Linked DNA regions of Homo sapiens: region 1 is linked to region 2. Evidence: chromatin contacts called from ENCODE Hi-C or POLR2A ChIA-PET data. All regions are on one chromosome and are shown on one strand. The core of a region is the stretch at or near the end of the contact, and the rest is flanking DNA. Distances in the headings are between cores, read along the strand shown.

Region 1 (7,133 bases), core at 3,988-6,487, 37 kb after region 2:
ATTTGTGCTGTTAATACCTGATTGTATTGCTTTGGAGAGTGTAGTCTGCATGATTTTGAGGGCTGAGGTGAGAAAGAAACTGTTTCTCTCTCTGTCTACTGAATCAGGGCTATACAGTTTATACCAGACAAAAAAGGACAGCTGTTCCCTCCACATAGGAGCACCTTTGTTTTGAGATGGCCAGAGCACTGCCTCTTCATCACTTCATCAGTCTCTGTCAGTTGATATAAACCATGAAATCAGAACACATGGGATAGTGAGAGTAATGACATGACGTTTCACCCACAAACACCATATTGCTAAGCTTGGGTTATAAGGACAAAGGAAGAGGAGGAGTCCCTAGACCCATTCTTGGGGGAAGGGGAAGTCAGTAGTGATGGAGGACATGGTGCACTCTGTTGTTCCAATCTCTGTGGGGGGAAGCAGTAGCAAGAAAACTGAAGATTTACAGCCAGATAGGAAATATTTTAGGCTTTGCAGTCCCTATGGACACTGTCACAACTACTCAACTCTCCTATGCAAAAGCAGTGACTGATTCCAATAAAACTTTATTTACAAAAGCAGGTGGCAGGCCATATTTGGCTCAGAGACTGTGTTTTGGTGACCGCCACACTAAATGAATTCCTGGCAGGGGTCCGAAAACTGGTTAAGACTTAGGAATATCTCAGTCAACACTAGTTGACCATCTTAAAGGAGAGTTCTACCAGCACGCAGATGAACAGTAACCAAGGCAATGGACAGTCACATATCCTGCCTGTTGGCTGGTACCAAAGCAGGATATCACGCTTCCTTCCAACATTTAGTTGATAAAAGTTTCATAGTCAACTCTGAGCATGAGGCAGGTGGCATCTATTAACCCCTAGAGAATAAAAATTAAACTACAGACTTCTCACTAGATGTCCACCTTCTTTAACTGCTTGTTCTTTAAGGACTATTGAGTCCACCTCTTAATGTTGTTAGGTTTTGCTGTTTTAAATTTTATTCTATATGAAAAATTATGCTATAATTTTTAGAAGTTATGGGATATTTGCTGTTAGGACCAGGAAGCTATAACCAGAGCATTATTGCTTCCTCCTGACAGCACTTTCTGTTTTTAGAAAACAGGCATAAGAGACCGTGAAAAACCACTAAAACGGCTGAACTCACAAGCTAACCTTAAAAGCCAGCACCTTGGCCAGGCGCCATTGCTCACACCGGTAATCCCAGCACTTTGGGGGGCCAAGGCGAGTGGATCACCTGAGCCAGGAGTTTGAGACCAGCCTGGCCAACATGGTGAAACCCTGTCTCTACTAAAAATACAAAAATTAGCCAGGAGTGGTGGTGGGCACCTGTAATCCCAGTTACTCGGAAGGCTGAGGCAGGAGAATTGCTTGAACCCGGGAGACGGAGGCTGCAGTGAGCTGAGATCGTGCCATTACACTCCAGTCTGGGCAACAAGAGTGAAACTCTGTCTCAAAAAAAAAAAAAAAAACAAACCAGCACCTCAGAAATTCATCTGTATCAACCATTCATCAATCAAAAATATTTGAATGCAAATATTTGGAAATTACTAATGCAAAGTATGCCAATATGCAAATTAACCTGTTTGTTCATTTTTTCTCATTTATTCATTCATTCACTTATTGAGAGTCTGTTATGAGCTAAGTCTGTTATTAGCCAAGTCTGTTTTAGGCTGCAGTTGTGGCTTCAGTTATAATCTCCTGTAAATGTTTGTTTTGTTCACATGTGTTCAGATGTATTCTATGTAACAGTTGCCTCTACCTTCTATTTTAATGAAAAAGCTCCTTGAGCACAAATCTGTATTTTCCCGTCTCTTCATAATTCTCCACAGTTCCCAACTGCATGCTCTGCATGCAATAAAGCATTTAGCACATGATTTTGATTTATTGACTGGTGGGAAGCCTTTACAAGCCAGTCTTCTGTCTTGAGCCCCATCCAGAATTCTTCTGTTAATTTTTCTATAGTTCCCAAAGGTTACAAAGAACATTTTCCTTTCAGCCTTTAAGAGCTTGTGTAGAATTAGTCATCACTGGGACCCAGACTTCACCCTAAACATGAGTGCATTTACATGCTCCAGTGAATTAATCCTGATGTCATATTGTGAATTGTGTCCTAATTTTTTAAGAGACTCCGTATTCCATTTGATTCATAAAAATGAAAAGTAAAATGCTAATGTGTAAAACTGTTGTTACTCCAGTTAATGAAATATTTTCCCAACCTTTCATAATCAGTTCCAGCCTAGATGAGAAGCTTATTTGCAAAAATAATAGATGAAAAAGGGAAATTAAATCCTCTGTAATTAAAAATAGTAACATTCTTCTATTAGGTTCCCTGTTTAATCATCTTCATTGTTTTGTTTTGTTTTTTTCTTTTTTGTTGTTGAGGTTTTTTTTTGTTTTGTATCTCTGTGTGTGTGTGTGTGTGTGTGTGTGTGTGTGTGTCTGTGACAGAGCAAGAGAGAGAAGAGAGAGAGGTGCCTGTAATTTTCTAAAACCTGTGTTTGAGGGCAAAATGTTAACATCTTGGAATAATCACCCCCTGCCAGTGTTTTTTTCTTTTTCAATTATTTGCTTACTTTGACATTTTCATTCCCCACTATGACAGATGTTCCAGAACCACGTGCATATGGTTCTCCTCCTGGGCAAGGCCATTTCCCTGCCTCCTCTCCATCCCGGCCCATGAGATAAAGCTCAGGAACGCCTTTTGTCCATCTTTGGCTGGCAGGCAAGAGCCAGGGATCCCCACACTCTGCAACTGTATCCATAAGGCCCTGTAGAGCTCTTCAGTTTACTTCCTCCTCAATGAGATTCTGAAAGATGGTTTATCTAAAATGTGACCAAGATATACTAATAATTCTACTGGAAATTTCTACGAAGTGTTTTTAACCCTCAAAAAGTCAGACCAAGGATGGATTTTGAACCTGGTGTGGCCTCTCTGCTCTGGGAGCCACCACCTGGTTCCTCGGATGCTCAGTAGCTCTGGGCTTCCGGAAGCAGCGTCTGTGAAGGGGCAGGGGAGAGAGTCCCAGACATGGAGCCTCAAGTCAGGCTCTGAATTCTGTGTCTGCCACTGAGCAGCTCTGATCTTGAGCATTGTTATTTGAACTCTGTGACTCTCCTTTCTCCTCACATATAAAGTGAGGATAAGAGGAAGGTAGAGAGGATGAAAGGAGATCATGTTGTATAAAGCTGCCTCCATATACAGAATAAGCCTTCCCCCTCAGTGCTGTCATAAAATCAGTAACCCACAAAGGAGAGCCAAGTTCCTCCAGGCTTCACGCCTAACCAGAGAGGTGTGTGGGATAGAAAAAGACCTACACCATCCTCCTAGCTCTGTGCTGGATGAGATTTGTCACTTGGGGCAAGACTGCGTGCATCACCTCAGTTTCTGCATCCATAAAATGGAACTGATACCATCACCCTCATTGAGATCATGGGGATTGAGAAGATGTACACATGAAAGTGCCAGCACCTCTTCTGGACAATGGAAGAGATTCCTCGGGTGTTATTTCCCTCCAGTTTGGGTTCTGAGTCCAGAATCCTTTCTGGAGCAACCTGTTTGGGTGTTCTTCCCCGTCCCTGAACGTGAGTGGAGGCTTAGAGCTGACTTTTTCATGAGGCAACCTCTTCAACCCTGAACAGGTCTTGCTCTTCAAAAGTCCTTGATATTTAACCAAAATATGCCGCTTCAAACTTCCCACTGGTGATGCATGAAATAGAGTAAATGCCCCCAAACTCTTCTCCAATTAAGATTTTTTATCCCAGTGGAATCAGATTCAATTAAGCATCAAAGTCAATCTTTGGTGGAAAAATAAGTCAAATTTCAGCCAGAGTGATCTTTGCAGAAGGGCCATCCTTGCCTTTGGCTCTGGCCCTGGAGTTGTATTGAGGTTTTGTGATTAATGGGTAATTGCCTGAGCCTTACATTTTTTAAGATCTTTTGGTGGAACTGTCCTCTTTGGTGTTGCTGGCTCTTTCTTCGGAATCACAAAAGCCCAGAATCCTTGCTGAGAATCTGGGGTCCTTGTGGCATGCAGCTGCAGCTGCCACTCCCCACCTCCTGGGATGGTGCCTGAGTCTGTACTTCTAGATAGTCACAAGGTCGTCTAGCAGAGTAGGAGCCAAGAGTCAGTATACATGCCTGACTGGGGCGTGGGGACCTGAGATGGCAAGGAGGACCGAGTCTTACTGATACTCACTATGGTAGACAGAATAATGGCCCCCCAAAGTTGTCCACAGCCTACTCCCGAGAACCTGTGAACATGTTAAGTTACATGGTGTATTAGTCCATTTCACACTGCTGATAAAGACATCTCCTAGACTGGGCAATTTACAAAAGAAAGAAGTTTAATGACTTACAGTTTCATGTGGTTGGGGAGGCCTCACAATCATGGCAGAAGGCAAGGAGGAGCAAGTCACATCTTACATGGATGGCAGCAGGCAAAAAAAGGTTGTGCAGGGAAACTCCTCCTTATAAAACCATCAGATCTTGTGAGACTTATTCACTGTCATGAGAACAGCATGGCAAAGACCTGCCCCCATGATTCAATTACCTCCCACAAGGTCCCTTCCACAACATGTGAGAATTCAAGATGAGATTTGGATGGGAATACAGCCAAACCATATCACATGGCAAAGGGGAATTAATGTTACAGATGGAATTAAGGTCCTAATGAAGACCCTTGTGATGGAAAGATTACCCTGGATTATCCAGGTGAGTCCAGTGTAACCACAAGGGTCCTTCTAGGTAGAAGGGGCAGGACGAAGAGTTGAGTCAGGAAGAGATTTGAAGAGGCTGAACTGCGGGCTTTGCAGATGAAGGAAGGGGCCACAAACTAAGGAGTGCAAGAAATACAACTCTAGCAGCTGGAAAGGCAAGGAAACAATTTTTCCCCTAAAGCTTCCGTAAAGGAACACAGCCCTGCCAACTCCTTGATTTTAGCCCAGCAAAATCCATTTCAGACTTCTGACCTCCAGAACTGCAAGATAATACATTTATGTTGCTTTAAGCCACTAAGTGAATGGTGATTTGTTACAACAGCAAATAGGAAAAGAATACACTCACCTTCCTTTATCATCAACACATCCTGCTACTCAAGGCAGGGACTTCACCTGGCTGGAGACCATGCCTGTTCAGGTGTTAGCTGATCGTTAAGGAGCAGCTTGTCTGGACGGGAAGGAGCACAGACGTTGGATCGAGGCAGAGCTGAGTGAGGCAGTGCCATCACTTTCTGGCTTCACAGCCTTGCTCAGATTGTTTCATTTCTCTGACCTTTATGCTCTAAAGCAGGAATCATTACAGGATTAAACTACAGAATGTACTCCTGGTTGATTACCTGGCATGCAGTCAGCTCTCAACACATGGTCTCTTTTAGTAATGATGAGTTGAACTGTGCCTTTTCTTCCCTCCCCTGGGAAGTGTTTCTCTTTTTTTAGGGTGTGAGAGAGATTGACATTCTCTCCCTTGTCTAGCACAGGACTGCCTTGCCCTGGGGATCCCTAGTGAACCATTGCTGGGAGGCTCAGATGGACTCCAGGCAGCTGGACATGGCGAATACATGAGAGATTGGCATAGCGTATCCCCAGGGGAATGAGAATGAAACTAGAATCAAGATTCCCGAAGATCAAGCCGTCCAGGTGGAAACCTCAAGTAGCCAAACACAGCAGTGTGGTTGGGCTGGAATGTTTAACCTCTCTGGGAGGGATAACAACATTCCAGCTGGGACGTTCACCAAAAGTAACAAGTAATCACATGGGTGTGTTCTCTATCCAAATGACCAGAGCCTCCATCTGGCTAGCTTCCCATGTAATTAGTTTAAGAGTAACAAAATACCAGGACATTAATATATACAAAGGAGTGTTCCAGAACATCTAGGCACAGACTGATAAAGGAGACGTGGGTGTATGTGCACGTGTACGTTAAAGATGAGTTAATTTCAATGTTTCTATTATTCTAAACTGAACTGCTGCTATGGGTTTCAAGAATTACATAGCTTATGAGGTCATCTGGCTGGAACTATGATTCCAGAGCATCCCTCAAAACACGAGAGGACTTTTTTCCCCACTTTTATGTTGTTAGATGCCAAGGTGATTTAGCCAGAGTCAAAGCTGTACTTTATGGCAGGACATATATTCTTCCACTGTAGATTTTTTGTTTTTGTTTTGTTTTGTTTTTTGTTTTGTTTCATTCACCGAGTTGGAAGATTTAGCTCTGCAGTGTACAGGGAGCTACCAGTAAACTGTAGGTCAGGAGCTGGCCAGGGTGACCTCAGCTTAGCCACCAGAGCCCAACTCTCAAGTTGTTCAACTCTGTGTCTCCTCCTCTGTGCTTGATGGAGTTAACTAGGAGATCTCTGAGTTGGAGTGTCGCTCTGACCTCTGAGGGTACTTAAAGGGAAGCAGCAGGAGAAAGTGGGGAGGCAGAGAGTGGCACCAAGGTGCTGCAGATGACGTCTGCTGGCTGTGTTCCTGGTAATAAGAAGCGCTGTCCTCTGAAGGGACTCATGTTCCAGGGAAGACAATTTGGGGAAATGCTGACCGAGGTCATATTTTAATGTTTAAAGCTAGCTTTTAAGTATTTAAAGAAACGATTTACAAGTCAGTCTCCTGAAATTACAATTCCATAAAACTTCCAAGTGGGCAAAGAATAATAACTTAAGGAAGAGCAGTTTCCTAAACAGATGAGAGTGAAGTCCAAATTGCTTTTAAAGGGAGATAAAAAGGTCTCAAATTTCTTGCTATGGTTCTGAATGTTTAGTGATAGGTTCGTTTGAAGATGAAATCAACCCTGATGTTAGCTCAATAATTTCAGGATGTGGGGAGGGTGGGGGGAAACCTAGCCTATGGGAAAGGAAAATCAGGAAAACCTTTTAGTAGACAGACATTTTTCATTGCTATCAAAGGATGTGTAAGGCCACAAAAACCTCTTAGCAGGAAGCATCCTGGGGTGATCCATACATTCTTTCTGGTGAGGCAGAAGGAAAAGGAGGTCCAAGTCTCATGATCTGTCTCTTTAGATCCAGTAGCAGCAAGGATCCTAAATTGGTGGATAAAGAAACAAAGCCAACTGGGCTTGGTGGCTCACACCTGTAATCCCAGCACTTTGGGAGGCCAAGGTGGGCAGATTGCTTGAGC
Region 2 (6,381 bases), core at 2,817-5,316:
AGTACAAGAACCTTACACTTACTAGTCTTGATTTTTTTAAAAACTGAGAATTATAAAATATACTTTAGAAGGATTCCTATCCAAAAAGCTAAAATAAAAATGCATAGGGTTTTAGAGGAAAATTCTGATGAAAGAATGGGAGAGAGAGAATTATTATAACTAAATTCGATGAATGAATTAATGAGTATCAAGATCTATGCTCAGACCCTTGCTGTAAGATGGCTCCATCAAAGGCCTGCCCCCCAGTGGAGTTTCTGCCTCAAGAACACTAGTATTCTTTCAGGTTGTCAGGCCAGGAACCTTGGTCTTCCTTACTCCACCTTTGGTAGAACATCCATCTTCAGTCCAGTTGGCCATTCCTTCAGCGTGATGTTGGTGGGCCCTTGCCCTCCATTCTAATTTCATCTCTCTGGTCCAGGCCTCCATCACTTTGTGCCCATCTTAATGCAGTTGTCTGTGTGTGTCCCAGTCTCCAGTCTCTTCCATCTCCAGTCCATTGCCCGTGTTTGCCAGACATCTTCTGAAAAGAGCTCTTCAGCCTGCCATTTCCCACTCAAGAGTCTTCGGATTTAAGATCCCACACTTTCGTTGCCAGCCTTTTCTCTCATCATCTCGTCCCACTCACCCAGTCAGTCCTCTCAGCCGTCCCTGGAGATGGCCCAATGATAGCTAAGAAGCCTATATATTCCCCAATGTTGTAACTCATTTACACAGATTTTAAAGCATTTTTCTTGAACATTTTGGAAATACAAGATTTGAATATTTCACCCACCTTTTTTTTTTTGATGTTCCAAAAAAATTTTAAGAAATGAAATCATGCCTTAACAACATGGCAGAAACTTGCACATAAGAGCACAGTAAATATGCAGTCAGCCTGCATCTCTGGGTCCACCCTTCTTGTGTTTCTCAACAGTCATTGTTTTTGTTAATGTTGGATCACTGCTTCTTGTACTTAAACTAGTTGTTTAGGTAAGTACCCTCTTGCAAAGGCTTAGAGGTGCCATCTTGTGGAGAAAAATGCAAACAGGCACATTTGGCTGTGTGTTAAGGAAATGACAAAGATGCCGGCGTGAATCTCCATCATTGCCTTCTGGCCATGGGGACGGTCCCGTGAGAGCCTTCTGGGGACCTGCATTGGTAGACACAGGCCATCTGCGCTCAGGAGGCCCTGTAAATCAGGCCAGTGTGCAAGCAACCTCCATCCTGGATCAGAGTTCATCAACCCAACTCACTATTGCCTTTTTGCTGATAATCTAGCCTCCAGAACTCTGCCTTATAGGGTGTAGGCAGTGTCTCTCTGCTCCATTCTGCAAGGAACTTCCTAGTCTTGACCCCTTATCAGCCCCAAACCACAGCTTCTAACAGACCCATCCCACGTGGTTTTTTCCTGCTGCCAGCCCCTCCTGAGACACTAAAAAATTACAATAAAATCTGGCCAGACATATTATGATCTCTTTAAACACAATTCACCATACGGCTCTACACATTAAAAGTAAAGTGAAAGTCTAGAGGTTTCTAGTATTCTATACAAAAATATGGTTACCTTACTTTTATAATAGAGCAATTATCACTGTCAAAAGCTATTTCAGGCCTCTCTCCTCCTTCCCCCATTTCAATCCATGGAGGAGGAAAATTATGAAAGTAAAGCATTAGAATTTTAGAGTTTGGGATATCCCCACCCTCCAGAGAACGATGACCCTTGTTGGAATTGGGGGAGGTGGTAATTATCTTACAGAATATGATATGTTTACCTCTCGGGACTCCTTTCTTCAGATTTGTAAACATAGCTGCAGTTGATTCTTACCCAGTTTTATCCTACAAGAGCGCCAACATTTTCTTCCAGTTGAGTCCCTTGATAAGATGCTATCCTATTATGAACTAGGATGAGGTACTGAAAAGTGACAGCCATAAGCTTGATTAAAACCAGATCGCTCGTTTTACAATTGCTTTCATTTAGGAAGCCAAAATACCTTTTATGCCATGGACCATTTCTTCTCTTCAAATGAATGGCATCGTCAATTTGATCTTCATTGATTCCTGTTTCCAATTTAATTTTGTGTATATACAGCAAATTTCCCTCCCTTTAAACATGGCAGGATTCTTCATATCAGGGCTGTATCTCTTTTTAAAAGAAAAATTTTGGCACCAGAAGGGACCTTAGAGATGAGCCAGTTCGAAGAGCAGGTTGGTCCTGTAACTTTGATCTTTTGATTCTTCAACCAGCTGCTCTTTCATTCAACAAACGCTTATTAAACACCTACCAAGTCGCAGGTACTGTGCTCTTTGCAATACATAATGATACTCCTGCTGAAGCTAAGCCAAGAGGCAATCTTAAAGAACTCGAGAAGGTTTGATAGCAGTAAGGAACTATTTTTGGAAACTGGATAATTAAGTGTTCTTTGCTTATTAGCTTCTCTGACATTTACAAAGGCTGTTTGTGCACTTCTGTGGAACTACCATCATTTTAAAGCTTTCTGGGGAATCTGTCATGTGCTCCTCGGTGTCCCATGAGCTTTGGAATAAAGAGCAGTGATTCTCAACTGAGGGTGATTTTGCTCCCATGGGGAACATTTGGCAATGTCTGGAGACATTTTTGTTTGTCACACTGAGAGGGATGCTCCTGGCATCTGGTGGGTAGAAGCCAAGGATGCTGCTAAACATCCTACAATGCATAAGGCAACCCCCATAAGAAAGACCTTTCAGGACCAAAACATCAGTAGAGCTGGAGTTGAGAAGCCCTCACCTTGAGGAAGAAGAGCAGGCAGGAGGATGAGAAGCTAGGTTTCTAAACCCTGACAGTCCTTCAACCAAAGCAGTTCTGCTCTTCTCATTTTGCATAGTGGAGCTTTGGATTTCCACATGAGATTTTATTTTTGAAGTATATTTTTTTCTACTTAAAAAAGTTGAAGACTACTGTGGTAGAAGACAACTCTCTGCCTTCTGTTTTACAATTGAGTCACTTTGGAACAAATCAAGTGGGTGTATATGATACAGGATGAGGGCAGTCAGGGGTAGATTTGGAAGCATCTACCTGAGCCTTGGTTTTGGCTGCACAGGACTCGACATTTACAAACAATATTGAAGTGATTTGATTGTGTCTGACTTTCAATTTAGACCAGGGATTGGCAATTTTTTTCTGTAAAGGGCCAGATCTAAATATTTTAGGCTTTGTCGACTTTCCTGTTTGTGTTGCAACTACTTAATCTGCTGTTGCAGCACAAAAGCAGCCATAGACAATAACTAAACAAATGGGAGTGTTTGTGTTCTAATAAATCTTTATTTATAAAAACAGGTTGTGAGCCAGATTTGGCCTACTAGCTACAGTTTGCTGACCCCTGATTTAGACTGTAAATAGGAACCTTGTTTGTTTTACCTTCATGTCTCCGCTGCCTACCACTGAATTGGCACGTAGTTGAAGTTGGCTCAGGAAACATTTACTGAACTATATCGAAGGTCAGTTTTACAGGCATAAGTGTTAGAAGATTTTAATGAGAATAACAACTGGAAAAAGATCCACCCAGAATAGATTAACTGTTTCCTTATGTTGAACATTTAGGATGTTTCCAATTTTTTATTAACAATACTGTGATGAGCCCTTCATACAGAAACTGTTGGCCTGATTTCTTATTTCCTGGCATAAATTCCTAGAAGAAGAATTTACTGGATCAAACGGTCTATATTGCTAAATTGCTTTCCAGGAAGGTGGTATTGATCTACATGCCTAACAGTAATAACAGGAAGATATTTATCATATACAAAGGATTTCTTTCAACAGAATGTCATGAATAAACGTTTTGGCATCCATATGCATTTCCACGAATTAGCTCACCGTAAATATAAGTAAATTGGTGTCAGCTACTAATCATTTTAATATTCTCCCATACTGTTCTACCAGCATGATTATTAAGGCACGCTGTTTTACCTGTGGGGGTCATCTAGCCAAACAGTTGAGGTTACCCTATCTCATGTGTTTACTGAGCACACACAGACACATCTGCTTCCCATTAGGGAATCAGGACCTCCACTATCTGAATGCCTGGCACCAGCCTACCCTGCTGTGAAGGACAGAGGCCTCCTCCCTGTGAAATTCACCTCCAAATATGTCATCCAGATTGCTCATTTCCCTCAGGAAATTTCATTCAGGTTAATTTTGGCACACAATTGGGGGTAATTCTTGAGCAATTTCTCCTGTGATGGCTTGCGATGTGTAAAATTTTCCTACAACGTGTTGCAGAAATCACTGGAAAAAATACAAAGGACATCTGATGGTTATCCACTGGTCTTTGTAACAGCAAGAAATATCTATTCTGAACAGCAGTACACGATGAGCAAGAAACATAAAATAAAGGTAGATCAGAGAGTAGATGTTCTTTCTGGCCTTTTTCGACAGGTACCGTTTGAGCAGTGAGAATGTAGAAGCTGTATGAGGTGTCTTGACTTTATGGTGAACCTTGGCCGATTTTGTTTTGTTTTGTTTTTTGCACTTCAAAGTTTTCTGAATTTCACCAAATGAAGAAGAAAATATTTCTGACTAAGAAGTAGTAGAAAGTGTTACAGAAGTACGGGTGGGTCCGGGTGGTTGTATGATGATGAGATTTACTTAAAAGTGAATAGACTTCAGACAAAATAAAATACATAAAGACAAAGATGACAAAACCCAGCATTTTCTGAGAAGCCACCATATTGCAGAATTCTGCTAATTACATTCTATGTTTGCCTCATTTGATTTTCCCAACAGTCCTAAGGGGTAGCTGCTCCATCCCCATCCAGGCAGAAAAAAAATCCCAGGGCTCAGAACAGCTCATCAAAATGTCCAAAGATACAGCACTCGTCAGCAGCAGAGACAGCACAAGAACGCATATTCTCCTGCCCACCCAAAGCAGTGGTGCCTCGGAAAGAGTCTAGACATAGGTCAGCACTAAGTCGTCCCTATCAGCGACCAATTGATCAGCCTCCTGATACACAAACCAGAATTCAAGCCAGATTCGTTTCTGAACACTGTCCTTGGGAAGAAGATCTGGATGGTGGTGGAAATGTTTTCAGCACCTACCTCAAAGAGAAGTGACCAATCCAGCATCACACAACAAGCCAGGGACTGGGCCAGGACTGCACCCCAGGTTTTCTGGTTTGCAGCCCAACATTCTTTCCATTATTCCAAACTGTTTTTCCTGATAAATGACATCAGCTAGTGATTATACCTAATGATTATACAGCTGTGTTTTGGAGGAGACTATCGGCTGCTTTAAAGAAAGTCATAGCACGTAATCTATACATGTGATAATAGTTCATGAAACATCAAAAAAAGTGCATCTAAAAGATAACAAATACAAACAAGGCCTATTCTTAAGTTAATAGTAGTATACTGCTGTCAATGGCATACATGGTTTTGACAAAGTGCTTTGGTTATGTAAGATATTATCGTTAGGGAAAGCTGGGTGAAAGACCACCGAAACTCTCTGCGCTCATTTTAAACTTCTTATGAGTCTTACACTATTTCAAAATAAAACATTATAACAATAAGAAAGTAATGCAACAGGAAGATGGGCTAGAATATGTATTCACACACTGTGTATAAAGTATAATGTTAAAAGAGCCAGTGTAAGAGAGATACATAATGGGGTTGGTCCCTCTTAATCCTGCAAGAGGAGAAAGCCAGAGTCACTTCTAGGCCAGGCCCTCTCCAGGCTTCATGGTAACTATGCTTTGAACTTGTTCCTCTGCACCTAGGTCACTGTCACGATCTACTCCTTCAACAAAGCTAGAACCCTCAACACGACCTCCGATCCTTTGACCTCCGACTTTTACCTAATGGTTAAAAACATGGACTTTGATTTGGGGCCTTGCTTTAAATCCAAGCTCTATCTATTATTAGCATTTTAGCCTTGGGCAAATTAACCTGTCTTCTAAGTCTTAGTTTCCTATAAATTTCAGCAATCTCACAGATGGCTTTTTAGGATTAAATGGAAAAACATATATGTTTCCGAGGACCTAGAAGATAGTAAAGACTGTAAATGTTAGACATGATAATGTTGAGGAAGATGGCAAGGAGGAGGATGAGGACAGTCAGAAAGGCCTGTTCATTTTGCATCCTAAGCATCTCTCAAATCCCTTCACGCCATCCCCAGTCCCCTCATTCAGGCTGGGATATTGCAACATCCTCCAGACTTTATGTACCCAATTGTTAATTATCGACTTTCTAAAGGAGATTTGATCCTGTCCAGCACGACATAGAGCATGCAAGCGTTCCTCATGGCCTGATAGCTTGTGATTCTCTATGTGTATGTCTGATTGCTCCTGTTAGACTCAGATTCCCAAAGTCAGGACCTGTGTCTGATTCAGCTTGGGATTTTCCAGGCAGCCTTTTCAGTGTAGTCACTCAAC

What was found. Hi-C counts contacts between places; a loop is a spot of excess contacts on that map. ChIA-PET counts read pairs that join two places held with the same protein, here RNA polymerase II (POLR2A). Pooled maps may share reads with other maps.
Region 1: a pooled map of gastrocnemius medialis shows a loop between it and region 2 (5-fold over the local background). The contact joins the promoter of THSD4-AS2 here to the enhancer-like site in region 2. A Hi-C loop is called at or near these places in 5 of 168 maps with a recorded cell type or tissue (Right ventricle myocardium inferior, aorta, cardiac septum and 1 more) and 4 of 50 pooled maps. POLR2A ChIA-PET finds 5 or more read pairs at or near these places in 2 of 52 experiments (AG04450 and activated CD4-positive, alpha-beta T cell).

Annotation. Positions count from the first base shown.
Region 1 is chr15:71,686,302-71,693,434 of GRCh38, forward strand. It overlaps THSD4-AS2 (THSD4 antisense RNA 2), which reads right to left and starts at 5,238. Exons shown (of 3, transcript NR_120346.1): 1 at 5,065-5,238; 2 at 4,359-4,469; 3 at 2,400-4,253. All of the region lies in intron 8 of THSD4 (thrombospondin type 1 domain containing 4), which reads left to right.
Region 2 is chr15:71,650,875-71,657,255 of GRCh38, forward strand. All of the region lies in intron 7 of THSD4 (thrombospondin type 1 domain containing 4), which reads left to right. Among named protein-coding and RNA genes, the nearest start is that of THSD4-AS2, 37 kb to the right of the region's middle. RefSeq lists an enhancer at 4,667-5,866. Within about 2 kb of position 4,067, at least 3 of the 41 ENCODE cell types and tissues checked have a DNase peak (open chromatin) inside an H3K27ac peak, as active enhancers do.